Regions from separate parts of the Homo sapiens genome. Here region 2 is linked to region 1. A link is a contact called in ENCODE Hi-C or POLR2A ChIA-PET data. All regions are on one chromosome and are shown on one strand. Each heading gives the region's core, a stretch centred on a gene start or an enhancer-like site at or near the end of the contact. The rest is flanking DNA. Distances are from core to core; before and after follow the strand shown.

Region 1 (7,881 bases), core at 1,298-3,797:
TTCAGATTTACAGTCACCTACAGAGACTGGTTCTTCCTCACTCCCACCTCCAAAGTCCTGGGGTCTAGGAATGACTCTGTCAGGGTTAGATGTGACCAGCATCCCAGCCAGAAGTGTGGGGTTGAATCGTGCAATTGAGGGTTGCAGGTAAGTCCTGTGCATAAGGTGGGGTGGCGGGTGTCAGATTGGGGGTCACTGTGAACCAGTACACACCCTGAAATCAGGCTGCAAGCTCGGAAGGAAAATGGGGTCTGCAGAAGGAGAGTGTTCTCTGGAAATGAGAGTTGGGGCTTCTTGGGCCCCCTTGTGGGTCACAGCTATGGGATTTAACCTCATGTGGGATACATTGTCAAAGAAAGGGCCCTAGCTAATATTTCTTGGTAAGTTTTCATCCTTCAATTCTCTGCAGTTTAATACCTCCAAACACATATTTCTGAGTTACAGTGTTTATTTAGAAACCTCACAGAGCCTTTGGGAGGCCGAGGCGTGTGGATCATGAGGTCAGGAGATGGAGACCCTCCTGGCCAACACAGTGAAATGCCGTCTCTACTAAAAATACAAAAAATTAGCAGGGCGTGGTGGCAGGCGCCTGTAGTCCCAGCTACTCAGGAGGCTGAGGCAGGAGAATGGCGTGAACCCAGGAGGCAGAGTTTGCAGTGAGCTGAGATCTTGCCACTGCACTCCAGCCTGAGTGACAGAGTGAGACTCCATCTCAGAAAAAAAAAAAAAAAGAAAAGAAAAAGAAAAGAAACCGCAGAGCCATCCGGGTACGGCTGCATGTATTTGCATTTACAGTGACTGATGCTGAGTTCCTGGCTATAGGAGTATTCCATTTTATGGAATACTTCTGGATACTGCACTCACAGACTCAACTGTAAACTGAACACATTTATATTATATCTCTAATCTCTATTCTCATAATAGTCTTACTAGTATTACCACCACTTTAAAAATGGAGAGAGAGAGAAAGAGAAAGTGTGTGTGTTACCTTTCTGAAATCACTCAGCTAGCAAGTGCAAGAACAGGGATCCCAACCCTCACCACTTCTCCACATTCCTTGTTTTGCGAATCAAGATGTGTGACCCTGTTTGGGGTTAGGCACAGTGGCTCAAGCCTCTAATCCCAGCACTTTGGGATGCCGAGGAGGGTGGATCACCTGAGCTCAGGAGTTTGAAACCAGCCTGGCCAACATGGTAAAACCCCATCTGTACTAAAAATACAAACATTGGCTGAGAGTGGTTGTGCACACCTGTAAATCTGAGCACTTTGAGAGGCTGAGATAGGAAGATCACATGAGGTTAGGAGTACGAGACCAGCCTAGCCAACATGGTGAAACTGCGTCTCTACTAAAAATATAAAAATTAGCCGGGCGTGGTGGTGCACCTGTAATCTCAACTACTCAGGAGGCTGAGGCAGGAGAATCGCTTGGACCCGGGAGGCAGAGGTTGCAGTGAGCTGAGATTGTGCCACTGAACTCCAGCCTGAGTGACGGAGTGAGACTATGTTTCAAAAAAAAAGATGTTATGACATTGTTTGGGTCATAATCAGTCACAGAGAAACATAGTGGCAAAATCCCAGTCTCTGAGTTCCAAGGCAGAGAATATGTGAGTTTACTCAGAGATGACAATTTAAGATTGCCTCTTCCTTAGCTCTGGGACCTCAGGCAAGTTTATGTATCTGTGCCTCAGTGTCCTCATCTGTCCAGATGACTGAATCATTGTGAGCAGGAGATGAGTTAAGTCTTGCAGTGTTTGCAGGCACCAGGGAAGTGGCACAGGTTATAATTAACAGTTCAGACATCAGGGAAGGGTTCCAAGAACATGAGTTAAACACTGACTAAGGAGGGGCCCTTTCAGAAGAGGAAGAGGTGGAGAGGAAGGTACAAGAGACAGTATGAGGTGGGAGAGTGGACCTCTGTAGATGAGGGTCAGGAAGGAGGTTGACAGGATGTACATAAGGCACTGGCAGGAGTGAAAACTCGGGGTGAAGGTGCATAGGCCCCAAACACCCCATGAAGGAGTCTGGGCTTTGCCCTGGAGGACCAGAGCTGGAGGGGACACACCAGGGGGGCCAGTGGGTGTGCTTTTTGGAGAAAATTTTAGAAGAAGAGGGAGGAGGCCAGAAGTCAACGATGCCTGGTCTAGAAGTCATAGCTTCTGTGAACGAGGAAGTCTCATAGGCAAAAGAACAGGCCTGGTCTTATGGGGTTCTGGGTCCAAAGGCCAGACCTGTTGCAAAGTGTCAGCAAGAGAAAAATTCCTGGCCCTCTCCTGCCAGCTCTAGCTCCCCCTGTCAATGAGAGAAAGGACAGGCCTATTCCAGAACACTCAGCCATCAGGCACAATCTCCAAGACTTGACTGTCCACTGCCCTCCTTCCCTCCCTCCACACTCCCCTCACCACACTTGTGGAGGGCCTGGGGATTAATGCCCAGTTTGCAGGGCATTTAATAGTGGCTTCTCAGCGGGCGGAGCTGCAAACGCGTCCAACAGCCCCTTCAGCCCATGCTGCTGCTGCCACCGCGTGGTGCAGGCGGGGAATGACTGCGCACCGTCCCTGTTCAGCGGGAGCACCGGAGCCCATCTCCACCTCCGTTCTCTGCGCTGAAGAGGAAAGAACCACGCGGATTCAGCACGGGGAATGTTTCTTGTTTAGGAACTGTAATATAGGGATTGGACACTAGCTAAAAAAGAGCATCTTTGGAGATGGGGGTATTAAACAGTTCAAATATGCTTGGGATTCATCAATATGAGACTTGGAGAAACATCTCTGTGGCCACTGCTGTGGCTTTCTTGGATCTGAACCAGACACTGCCTTTGTTTTTTACTACATATAAGCCAGAGGGAGTCCTGGGCTGCCTGAGCTGGGGAGGCGGGTGCGGTGACAGCAGCGCCCCTGCAGACTGAGCCTGCGAGTCCCACGCGTGAAGCCCACGCGTGAAGCCCGCAGGGTGCGCCGGGTTGTGCGGGGCATGGCAGCTCCCAGCCCCTCCACACATCGGGTCGGCCACTTCCCTGCGGGGACAGAATCTAGCATTTTTTCAACTGTCCTAGTCTATGTATAATTCCGTTTGTCTTTTGAAAGCAGTTGTTTATTTTGAAAGGCACAAGCGGAATGCCTTACATCAGCGCCCCTTGACCCGGAGGTAGGAGGAGCGTGAGAGGAGCCACAGGGTGGACTTTAAACCACACCGATGTGCTTGAGTCACGGGTCCTCGGGTAGCAAGTGGCTCTGCACAAGTTGTTGAACTTTTGAATTTTTTTTTTTTGACAGAGTCTCACTTATGTCCCCCAGGCTGGTGTGCAATGGCACGATCTCCGCTCGCTGCAACCTCCGTCTCCCCGGCTCAAGCAATTCTCCTGCCTCAGCCTCCAGAGTAGCTGGGATTACAGGCGCCCCCCACCAAGCCCAGCTACTTTTTTGTAGTTTTAGTAGAGATGGGGTTTCACCATGTTGGCCAGGCTGGTCTCAAACTTCTGACCTCAAGTGATTCGCCTGCTTCAGGCTCCCAAAGTGCTAGGATTACCGGCGTGAGCCACCACGCCCGGCCAGTTGTTGAACTTTCTATGAGCCTCTGTTTCCTCATCTGTGGAATGTGTCCTAGTCTATGTAGTAGATTAGTCTCTCTTGTAGAGGAGTCTAAATCATCAAGGGCGGTGTGTTTGCCTTTCATTTTACCCCACTCCAGACCACTCAGCAGGGCCCCCTTCTCGTTACTCCCTTTAACTATTGCAGCGAGTTAGGCAGTGACCCTTATATTCATGTCCGGGCAATCACTTCAAACATGGATATAGATGAACTCTGTGCCAAAAGAAGCATGTAACTGATTGCCCCCCAAAAGGAGAGGGCCAGGGCTGGTCATAGCGATGACCATGTGCCCAGAGGTCTTAGCGTGTGCCCCAGAGGAGGCTCCAAAATGAGGAAATGAGGGATCTGAAGGGCGGAAGGGAAGAGAGGTTCAGGCAGGTGTCCAAGGCTATCTGCCTGGTCAGTGACAGAGCCTGGACTGTGTGAAGGCAGATCCCATGCGTCTACCACTCACTGGCTGCCTCCAGCGGAAAGCAGAGTGGGCCCTGGGGTCACACACTCAGCTGGGAGGGAGTCCTCTTCCACGGAGTCAGTGGGTGACAGGGAATAGCCAGAGGCAGGGAAAGGAGAAGAGAGTGAGCAGAACAAGGTCATGGCAAAGTCTGGGTGAGAGGGAGGCTCCCAGGTGCAGGGCATTGAGAAGGGAACCCACAAGGGGAGGGGCCGAGGGTGGGGAGCCGCGGCTGGGGCACACTGAGGGTGAGGAGAGCATCCCATCCATGTGAAAATACCCAGGAGCTTGGGGATTTTGAGCTCCTATGAGTGGGCGTCTCATACCCAGAGTTCATTGCTGATGCCTTGACTGATTTCTTAAAACAGAAAAGATTTACTTGTAGGTGAAAGGAAGGAGAAAGACAGAAAAGAAATGTAATAGAGTGTCCCAGACAGGACTCAGTGCCATCAGGGATAGGGGTCAGGCACCTCTTGCCCAGAGATGCTTAAGGAGCTATGGTTCTTTGATGCTCTACCATTCTAGGAGTAGTTCAGGCAGCAAGAGAAACATCTTCCTGCCGCTAAGAATTGCTCAGACTTCAGCTGTTGTGGGCACTTACATTACTTAAGTTCAGTTTTTGTCACTCAAGGAAAGTCTTGTTGACAGAGGTGACAGAGGCTCAGAGTTAGGACCCATGTAGCAGAGATCAGCTTTACTGGGAAAAACTGCTTTGAGGCTCTGTAGGGAGCGGAATGAGAAACGGCAGTCACACACTGCCCCCTGGTGTTCAAGAGCATTTACTGTACCTTGGCTGCTTCCAAAGAGACAGGCGGAGCTCAGGCTTAGTCACCTTACAAATGTCCTTCCTAGGTGTTTTGGGTCTTACACATGTTCTTTTCACCTGTCAGTAACGAGGACCAGCTTTAGTGTTTACCAATCTATTTGCGCACTTTTTGGCCATACAACCCCGTGCAGGAAAAATAATCACAGGGAAAGAGAAGTGGGCTCTCCTCCCTGCACCCTTCCCTGCTCCCACAGCAGCCCACCTGGGAGCTGGCATATGTGATGGTTGAAAAGCATACTGCTTTTTACGTGTCATTCCTCAATAAAGTGATTTTCAAAAACACACAAAAAAAGCGTGGACTTTGCAGACAGATCATATTCAAATCCTGGTGCCCTGTGACCCAGAGGGTGGATAAGTCACTTAATCTGTCTGCGTCCCAGAGCGCCATGTGCTAGGAAGTGAGAATTAAAATACAAATGGGTCTGATCTCCAGCAGCTCAGAGGTGGCTGGAGGACTTACAGAGAGGAGGAGGTTTTCAATACAGCACCAGAAAAGCTTCAGAAGAGGTCAGTACTGGGAGCAGTGTATCTGAGAACCAGAGATTGAAATGGCTGTTTCATGAGGGCGATTGTGAACATTAAATGAGAGAACATGGATAAGGTTTTTAGTGCAATTCTGGCACACAAGGAACCACAAATTATAGTTATTAGAGTTCCAAAGGGGCCTCAGTGATTAAGAGCAGTAGGTCTGGGGACAGGATGGAGGTGTTGCTCCGTGTTCTGTGGCAGGGATTGACTAGACCTGGGCAGCCCAATGGAGATATAATGCAAGTCACAAATTAAAGCCACAAATGTAATTTTAAATTTTCTGGTAGCCTTACTTTAAAAAGTTTTTAAAAAGTGAAATCAAGTTTATACTTTATTTAAACCTATAAATCCAACATATTGTCATCTCAGTATGTAACATCAACAATTATTAATGACGCCTTTGACATTTTTTGATTTTGCCAAATCTTCACAATTCCATGTCTGTGCTACATTTGCAGCACATCTCACTTTGGACTAGCCACGTTTCAAATGCTCAATAGTTCCTGTGGCTCATCTGTATTGAACAGGGCAGCTGTAAAGGGCCACCTTGGCAAGGAAGAGGGACAAGACAGACTAGGCACATCCACCCTGCAGTTGAGCTGGAGAGCTTCATTCTGCTGTGTCTGCCTGTTTGGTCTAGGAGACATTAAATCTGTGCTTGTCAAAGAGTGGCTAAGAGATCACCTGCTTCAGAATCTTCGGGGCTGCCTCTTGTTTTTTTTTTTTGTTTTTTTTTTTTGACATGGAGTCTTGCTCTGTCGCCCAGGCTGGAGTGCAGTGGCGCCATCTCCGCTCACTGCAAGCTCCACCTCCCTGGTTCACGCCATTCTCCTGCCTCAGCCTCCAGAGTAGCTGGGACTACAGGTGCCCGCCACCACGCCTGGCTAATTTTTTGTATTTTTAGTAGAGACGGGGTTTCACCGTGTTAGCCAGGATAGTCTCCATCTCCTGACCTCGTTATCCACCCGCCTTGGCCTCCCAAAGTGCTGGGATTACAGGCATGAGCTTCCCCGCCCGGCCCTGGTCTGCTTCTTAAATGAAAAATCAGATTCCTTGTCCCTTTCTTACTGAAATCTCTGGAGGCCAGAATCTGCATTTGAAATAGGCTTTTTAACTGATTTTAAAGTCCAACATCCCATCCCCTTTCAAGTGTAGACAATGCATTACTTGGCACACAAGAAGGCATGCCCAATAGATGCTTCTCCTTTTGGATTAAAAGTCTGGAACCAAGGATTGGGGGTTAATAATTATGGAGGTGGTCATAACTACATTGCCAGGTCTTACCCTTCCTATTTAGATTCCCTTCACCTTGAGTTTAAACCTGGCCCTGTTCAATAATTTTCTCTAACATTCAGCATTCTCCTCTGGCCTATGTGATTTGGTGCAGGCACACAAAGTAAATTCTCCATAATATCTGAGAAGGTGACTCTTACATCCAGTGGAAAACTCAGCCTGTGGTCCATCCATGAGCATGAATGTCCCAATCTCATTTCCCCAGCATGTTCCCTCACCCTGCCCTAACTCCCCAACCCAGAGGAGCCAGAGGGAGAAATTTCTACTTATCTCGTTGTTATGGCCTGAATATGTCCCCCAGGATTCTTGTGTTAGAAATGTAATATCCAATGCAATAGTGTTGGGAGGTGGAGCTTTTGGGAGATGTTTACATCATAAGGGCTCTGCCTTTGGGAATGAATTAATGCTGTTTATATATAAAGGGGCCTGTGTGAAAGAGCTTATCCCTTGTATTCTTCCACTCTTCTGCCATGTGAGGTCACAGTGTTTCTCCCTTCAGAGGATGAAGCGAGAAAGTCCTTGCCAAACACCAGATGCCAGCCCTTTGATCTTGGACTTCCCAGCCTCCAGAACTGTGAGAAGTAAATTTCTGTTCTATATAATTTACCCAGTCTGTAGCAATCTGTTATAGCAGCCTGAAGCCGACTAAGGCACTAGCACCCTGTCTGATTTCTCTCTCCCTTTTCTAGAATCTGCTGCCGTGAAAGCTCTGTGTGGGGAGACAGAAGGATGAGAGCTAGGACATGCCCTGGAGAAGTTTTCCCCATGGTCTTGGGGATTAACATTAGGCTCCTTACTACTTATGCAAATTTCTGCAGCTGGCTTAAATTTCTCCTCAGAAAATGGGTTTTTCTTTTCTACTGTTTAATCAGGCTGCAAATTTCTGAACTTTTATGCTATTTCCCTTTTAAAATGGAATGCTTTTAATAGCACCTAAGTCACCTTTTGAATGCTTTGCTACTTAGCAATTTCTTCTGCCAGGCCAGACGCAGTGGCTTACGCTTATAATCCCAGCACTTTGGGAGGCCAAGGATCACCTGGGGTCAGGGGTTCGAGGCCAGCCTGGCCAACATGGTGAAACCCCATCTCTACTAAAAATACAAAAATTAGCTCAGTGTGGTGGCAGGCTCCTGTAATCCCAGCTACTTGGGATGCTGAGGCAAGAGAATTGCTTGAACCTGGGAGGTGGAGGTTGC
Region 2 (7,386 bases), core at 2,686-5,185, 2.8 Mb before region 1:
TGGGGAGCAGGGGTTAATGTGCATGCCCACGGTGCAGGGTCAGAGGTCAGGAGGGGTGAAGTGAAGGTGGCACCAGACACCTATGTCCTGTCACCTGGGCCTAGGACCAGTGTGGTGGCTGCAGCTGATCTCCTGCTGCTTCTCCCGTCCACCTTCACTTCCTAGCACAGATTCCAAAAGCCTGGTCACCCTGCCGCTCCTCACTCAGAGTACAGCAGCAGCCAGGGCTCACTGAGCCAGTCATAGCCTCACAGGGTCCACCAGGACCCCGGGCTCCTCTGAAGCTCTGTCCCAGGCTGTACCCTAGGTCCTACGCAGGCTTTACCACAGGTCCTACTCCAAGCCCACCTCAGGCCCCACCCATGCCCCACTCCAGGACTTGTCCAGCCTGCACCCAGGCTCCACCACAGGCCTGGCCCCAGACTGTCACAAAAACAATACCTATTTATTGTAAAACATAAAAATATGTAAGACCGGCTCGGCGCGGTGGCTCACGCCTATAATCCCAGCAGTTTGGAAGGCCGAGGCGGGTGGATCACCTGAGGTGAGGAGTTCGAGACCAGCCTGGCTAACATGGTAAAATCCTGTTTCTACTCAAAATACAAAAAATTAGCCAGGGGTGGTGGCGCGTGCTTGTAATCCCAGCTACTCGGGAAGCTGAGGTGGGAGAATCGCTTGAACCTGGGAGGTGGAGGTTGCAGTGAGTCAAGATTGCGCCATTGCACTCCAGCTTGGGCAACAAGAGGGAAACTCCGTCTCAAAAAAAAAAAAAAAAAAAAAAAAAAGTAAGACCAGGTGCTGTGGCTCATGCCTGTAATCTCAGTACTTTGGGAGGCTGACATGGGTAGCCCAGGAGTTCGAGACCAGCCTGGATACCATAGCAAGACCCCATTTCTACAAAAAAATTAAAAATTAGCCACCACAGGCATGGTGGCATATGCCTGTGGCCCCAGCTACTCAGGAGGCTGAGGTGGGAGGATTGCTTGAGCCCAGGAGGTCATCTGCCATGAGCTGTGATTGCATCACTGCCTGGGCAACAGAGTGAGACCTTGTCTCTGAAAAACAAAACAGAAAGCTAAAGTAAAGAGAATTAAATAAAATTTACTGTAATCCTGTCTCCCAGAAAAAAAAAAACTACTACTTTTAGCGTATTGATGTTCTTCTGCTATTCCACATACAACATTCCAGCAGCACTGGCCCCCACTGCATGTGTTTATACAGATGGAACTGGGTCAGCTCCACCATCCATGCTCCCTCCACCCAGGGTCACCACGCCACTTCCCCCTGGCTCCTTGGCATTCTTGGGGAGCTTGCAGGAGCTACATCAGCCTGACAGGCACAGTCTTGTGAAGGACCCTCCACACTTCTCTCTCTGCCTCTGTCTCCCAGTTGCCCATGACCAGCAGGCCCCTGGCTGTGGCCCCAGCTGACATGTCCATGCCATGGGCACCATATTCAGATACTTCCGAGTTTCTTTTTTTTGAGATGGAGTCTTGCTCTGTCACCCAGGCTGGAGTGCAATGGCACAGTCTAGGCTCACTGCTACCTCTGCCTCCTGGGTTCAAGCGATTCTTCTGCCTCAGACTCCTGAGTAGCTGGGACTACAGGCATGTGCCACACACCCGGCTAATTTTTGTATTTTTAGTAGAGACGAAGTTTCACCATTTTGGCCAGGCTGGTCTCAAACCCCTGACCTCATGATCCACCCGCCTCGGCCTCCCAAAGTGCTGGGATTACAGGCATGAGCCACCGCGCCGAGTTTCTGAACCCCAAGTCAGGCAAGGTGCCGACATCTGCAAAGTGAGGACAAAAATCAGCTATGCCCCAAACTCTGCTGGCTGGTCACAGGAGGGATAAATTTCAACCCATTCTCCTCTAGCTGCCTTTGGGCCCTTCTAGCCGCTGGGCTCCTATGCCCAAGACCTGACAGGGTCTGCACCCCAGAACTTCCTGTGGGCCAGCAGCTCTCATGGGCTAAGTTGGTGCAGGTGGGCAGGGAGGAGAGAAGGGGTAGTGTCCAGAGGAACTCAGTCCCCCACAACTCCCAACACACATGCATAATGCTCTAACAGAGGTGAGATTCTAAGGTGGAAGTTGTGTTGCCTGTTTTCCAGTTAGCATTTGTATTATTTTCTAAGTGTCTCCTTCCAAGCCCTGTTAACCCCCACCCATGTCCATACCCAGACACCAGCAGCCCATGGTTGTGTAGGCCCTGCTGCCTAGTTTCAGTTGATCTTCCTGACCCCTGACCTCAGATGGACCCTAGGTGCTGGCAGGTTGGACTGATTCCTTCCCAGTCAATGCACCCTGCGCTTCCAGACACAGACCACAATTTCTCACCTCCTTGGCTCACTCTTCACAGACGACCTTCCTCCTGAGTCCACTGAGCCCATAAAAGTGATGGGAGAGAGCCTCAACAGGTGCCTCTTCCCAGGACCCCACCCAGCTGCCTCTGGACTGGGCTCAGCCTGCTCTGGTGCTCCTCCCTACTCCAGGCCCCTGATCTTCTGTACCCACTACTGAGCCACATCCAAGCACTTCGCAACACCCAATCAATGCTGCCCTTGCTCCAGCCCTTGCCAGCCCTCTCTTTTTGCTCTTTCTCTTTTTTTTTTTTTAATTTTTATTTTTTGAGACAGGGTCTCTTTGTAGCCCAGGCTGGAGTGCAGTGGTGTGAACGCAGAGCCCTCTGCAGCCTCAATCTCCCTGGTTGAAGTGATCCTACCACCTCAGCCTCTGAAATAGCTGGGACTACAGATACGTGCCACCATGCCCAGCTAATTTTTGTACTTTTTGTGGAGATGGGGTCTCCCTGTGTGCCTAGGCTGGTCTCAAACTCCTGGGCTCAAGTGATCCACCCATCTCTGCCTCCCAGAGCACTGGGATTACAAGGGTGAGCCACTACCATCAGCCTCTTTTTGCTCTTAATAACAGTCTATTCGAGCTATAAATTCACATTTATACAATTCACCTGGGGTGGGTGTGGTGGCTCACGCCTGTAATTCCAGCACTTTGGGAGGCTGAGGTGGGCAAATCACGAGGTCAAGAGTTCGAGACCAGCCTGGCCAACATGATGAAACCCCGTCTCTACTAAGAATACAAAAATTAGCTAGGTGTGGTGGCACACGCCTGTAATCCCAGCTACTTGGGAGGCTGAGGCAGGAGAACTGCTTGAACCCTGAAGGTGGAGGTTGTAGTGAGCCGAGATTGCGCCACTGCCCTCCAGCCTGGGCAACAGAGCAAGACGCCATCTCAAAAAAAAAAAAAAATTCACCTATATAAAGTATACAATTCAACAGTGTTATGTATATGAACATAATCAATTTTAGAGCATTTTTATCACTGTCAGAAGAGATCCTATATCCATTAGATGTCATTCCGCATTACCTCCTCCCCAGCCCCTGGCAACCAATAATCTACTTTTTGTTCCTATGGTTTGCCTATTCTGGACATTTAATATATACGGAATAATAAAATATGTGATCTTTTGTATCTGGCTTCTTTCACTGAGCATAATGCTTTCATGGTTTATTCATGTTGTAGCATGTATCAGCACTTTATTCCTTTTCATTGCTGAATAATATTCCATCATAGGGATACACCACATTCTGTTTATCTGTTCATGAGTTGATGGACATTTTGGTTATTTCAGCTTTTTGGCTACTATGAATAATGCAGCTATGAACATTCATGTATAAGTCTCTGTGTGGACATGCTTTCACTTCTCTGGGTACATACTTGTAAGTGGAATTAATGGGTTTAATGGTAACTCTATGTTTAAACTTGGAGAAACTACCAGATGATCTTCCTGTTCTCCAAAGCAGCTGTACTATTTGACATTCCCACCAGCAGTGTATGAGGGTTCCAGCTTCTCTACATCCTGTGTCTTTTTATTAGTCATTCTAGTAGGTGTGACGTGGCATCTCATTGTGGTTTTCGTTGGCATTTCCCTAATGATTCATGATGTTGAGAATCTTTTCACATACTTACTGCCATTTGTATATCTTCCTTGGAGAAATGACTATTCAGATCCTTTACCCGTTCTTAAATTGGATTTCTTTTCAAGAGGATGAGGGTCTCCCTGTGTTGCCCAGGCTGGTGTCTAACACCTGGGCTCAAGTGATCCTCTTGCCTCAGCCTCCTGAGTAGCTGGGACTAGAGGCACACGCCACTGCTCCCAACTTGGAATTCTTTGTATATTCTGGACACAAGTCCCTTATCAGATATAATTTGTAAACATTTTCTCCTATTCTGTGGATTGTCCTTTCACTTATTTTTTTTTCCTTTTTTTTTTTTTTTTTGAGATGGAGTCTTGCTCTGTTGCCCAGGCTGGAGTGCAGTGGCATGAATTACAGGCGCCCGCCACCACGCCTGGCTAATTTTTGTATTTTTAGTAGAGACGGGGTTTCACCATGTTGGTCAGGCTGGTCTCGAACTCCTGACCTCGTGATCTGCCCACCTCAGCCTCCCAATGTGCTAGGATTACAGGCGTGAGCCACTGCGTCCAGCCTATGTCTGGACTTTCAATTCTATTCCATTGATTTATGTATCTCTCCTTATGCCGGTACCTCACTGATCTGATTACTGTAGCTTTGTAGTAAGTTAAAATTGGGGCCCAGGTTCCATGGCTCATACATATAATCCCAGTGCTGTAGGAGACTGAGGATTGAGGATCCCTTGAGGCCAAGAGTTCAAGACCAGCATGGGCAACTCATCAAGATCCTGTCTATACAAAAGAATTTTTTTTTTTTTTGAGATGGAGTTTTGCTCTTGTTGCCCAGGCTGGATTGCAGTGGTATGATCTTGGCTCACTGCAACCACTGCCTCCTGGGTTCAAGCAATTCTCCCTCCTCAGCCTCCTGAGTAGCTGAATTATAGGCTCCCGCCCCCATGCCTGGCTAATTTTTGTATTTTTAGTAGAGACAGGCTTTCGCCACGTTGGCCAGGCTGGCCTGGAACTCCTGAACTCAGGTGATCTGCCATCCTCGGCCTCCCAAAGTGCTGGGATTACAGGTGTGAGCCACTACACCTAGCCAAAAAATATATTTTGTTAATTAGCTGGGCTTGGTGGCATGCACCTGTAGCCCTAGCTATTCAGGAGGCTGAAATGGGAGGATTGCTTTAGCTCAGGAGTTTGAGGGTGCAGTGAGCTATAATTGCACCACTGCACTCCAGCTTGGGAGAGAGATCCTGTCTGTAAAAACAAAACAAACAAGGAAAGGAGAAAGGAAGGGGGAAAGGAAAGGTGAGGGGAGGGAAGAGTAAGGGAGGGGAAGGGAGGAGAGGGGAGTGGAGGGGGAAGGGGAAGGAAGAGGAAAGGATGGGAAGGGAGGGGAGGGGAAGGGAGGGGAGGGAGAGGGAGTGGAAGGAAGGGGAAGGGAGGGGAGGGAAGGGAAGGGAATTGGGAAGTGTGAGTTTTCCAACTTTGCTGTCTTTTTTTCAAGGTTGTTTTGGCTATTCTGGGTCACTTGAATTTTTTTATAACTTTATGTCTAATTGACAAATAATAATTGTATATCATTATAGGGTAAAAGGTATTATTATATGTATACACTGTGGAATGATTAAATCAAGTTAACTAGGTCAGGAGCAGTGACTCATGCCTGTAATCCCAGAACTTTGGGAGGCCAAAGCGGGTGAATCACTTGAGGCCAGGAGTTTGAGACCAGCCTGGCTAAAATGGCAAAACTCCGTCACTACTAAAAATACAAAAATTAGCCGGGCACTATGGCTCACACCTGTAATCCTAGCACTTTGAGAGGCAGAGGCGGGTGGATCACCTGAGGTCAGGAGTTCAAGGCCAGTCTGGCCAACATGGCGAAACCCCATCTGTACTAAAAATACAAAAATTGGCCAGACGTGGTGGCTCACACCTGTAATCCCAGCACTTTGGGAGGCCAAGGTGGGTGGATCACCTGAGGTCAGGAGTTTGAGACCAACCTGACCAATATGGTGAAATCCTGTCTCTACTAAAAATGCAAAAATTAGCTGGGCATGGTGGTGGGCAGTCCCAGCTACTCCAGAGACTGAGACAGGAGAATTGCTTGAACCCGGGAGGTGGAGGTTGCAGCAAGCCAAGATCGTGCCACTGCACTCCAGACTAGGCAACAGGGTGAGATTCCTTCTCAAAAAAAAAAAAAAAAAATTAGCTGGACGTGGTGGCACATGGCTGTAATCTTAGCTACTCAGGAGGCTGAGGCAGGAGAATGGCTTGAACCCGGGAGGCAGAGGTTGCAGTGAGCTGAGATCGTGCCACTGCACTCCAGCCTGGGTGAAAGAGCGAGACTGTGTCTCAAAAAAAAAAAAAAAAACCCACAAAAATTAGTCAGCTGTGGTGGCGCATGCCTTAATCCCAGCTACTCAGGTGGCTGAGACATAAGAATCGCTTGAACCTGGGAAGTGGAGGCCGCAGTGAGCTTCTATATGATTGCACCCCTGTACTCCAGCCTGGGTGACAGAGCAAGTCTCTGTCTCAAAAAAAAAAAAGAAAAGAAAAAAAGTTAACTTATATATCTACCTATCTGTCACCTCATATACTTATTTCTTTGTGGAAAGAACATCTAAGATGGACTCTTTAAGCAATTTTGGAATATACAATCCATTATTATTAACTATAGTCACCATGCTATGCAGTAGATCACTAGAACTTATTTCTCCTAACTGAAACTTTGCATGTACCCTTAGACCAACCCTTTCCCCATCCACCACCTCCTGCCTCCTCCTGCCTCCTCCTGCATCTGGTAACCACCATTCAACTCTCTACTTCTATAATTCTGTTTTTTTGTGATGGAGTCTCACTCTGTTGCCCAGGCTGGAGTGCAGTGGCAAAATCTCGACTCACTGCAACCTCCACCTCCTGGGTTCAAGCGATTCTTCTGCCTCAGCCTCCTCAGTAGCTGGGATTACAGGATTGTGTCACCATGCCCGGCTAATTTTTGTATTTTTAGTAGAGACGGGGTTTCACTATGTTGGCCAGGCTGGTCTTGAACTCCTGACCTTAAGTGATCCACCTGCCTCGGCCTCCTAAAGTGCTGGGTTTACAGGTGTGAGCCACCACACCCAGCCAGTATCCTGCACACTTGAAACTTTACTAAATTTGTTTAGCAGTTCTAACAGGTTTTTTCAAAGTCTTTAGGGTATTCATGTTATCGGCAAACAAAGACACATTAAATTCTTCCTTTCTATTTTACTTCTTTTTTCTTGCCTAATTGCTCTGGTAGGACTTGCAGTACTATATTGAATAGAAGTGGTGAGAGTGGGCTGGCGCAGTGGCTGACACTTGTAATCCCAGAACTTTGGGAGGCCGAGGCAGGCGGATCACCTGAGGTCAGGGGTTGAGACCAGCCTGACCAACATGGAGAAACCCAGTCTCTACTAAAAATAAAA

Evidence for each region. Hi-C counts contacts between places; a loop is a spot of excess contacts on that map. ChIA-PET counts read pairs that join two places held with the same protein, here RNA polymerase II (POLR2A).
Region 2: a loop to region 1 is called in a map of vagina, with 27 times the contacts of the local background. The contact joins two enhancer-like sites. A Hi-C loop is called at or near these places in 1 of 168 maps with a recorded cell type or tissue (vagina). POLR2A ChIA-PET finds 5 or more read pairs at or near these places in 1 of 52 experiments (H1).

Annotation. Positions count from the first base shown.
Region 1 is chr7:41,937,862-41,945,742 of GRCh38, reverse strand. No RefSeq gene overlaps it. Among named protein-coding and RNA genes, the nearest start is that of INHBA, 240 kb to the right of the region's middle. Within about 2 kb of position 2,547, at least 7 of the 41 ENCODE cell types and tissues checked have a DNase peak (open chromatin) inside an H3K27ac peak, as active enhancers do.
Region 2 is chr7:44,732,145-44,739,530 of GRCh38, reverse strand. No RefSeq gene overlaps it. Among named protein-coding and RNA genes, the nearest start is that of ZMIZ2, 13 kb to the left of the region's middle. RefSeq lists enhancers at 885-964, 1,015-1,094. Within about 2 kb of position 3,935, at least 7 of the 41 ENCODE cell types and tissues checked have a DNase peak (open chromatin) inside an H3K27ac peak, as active enhancers do.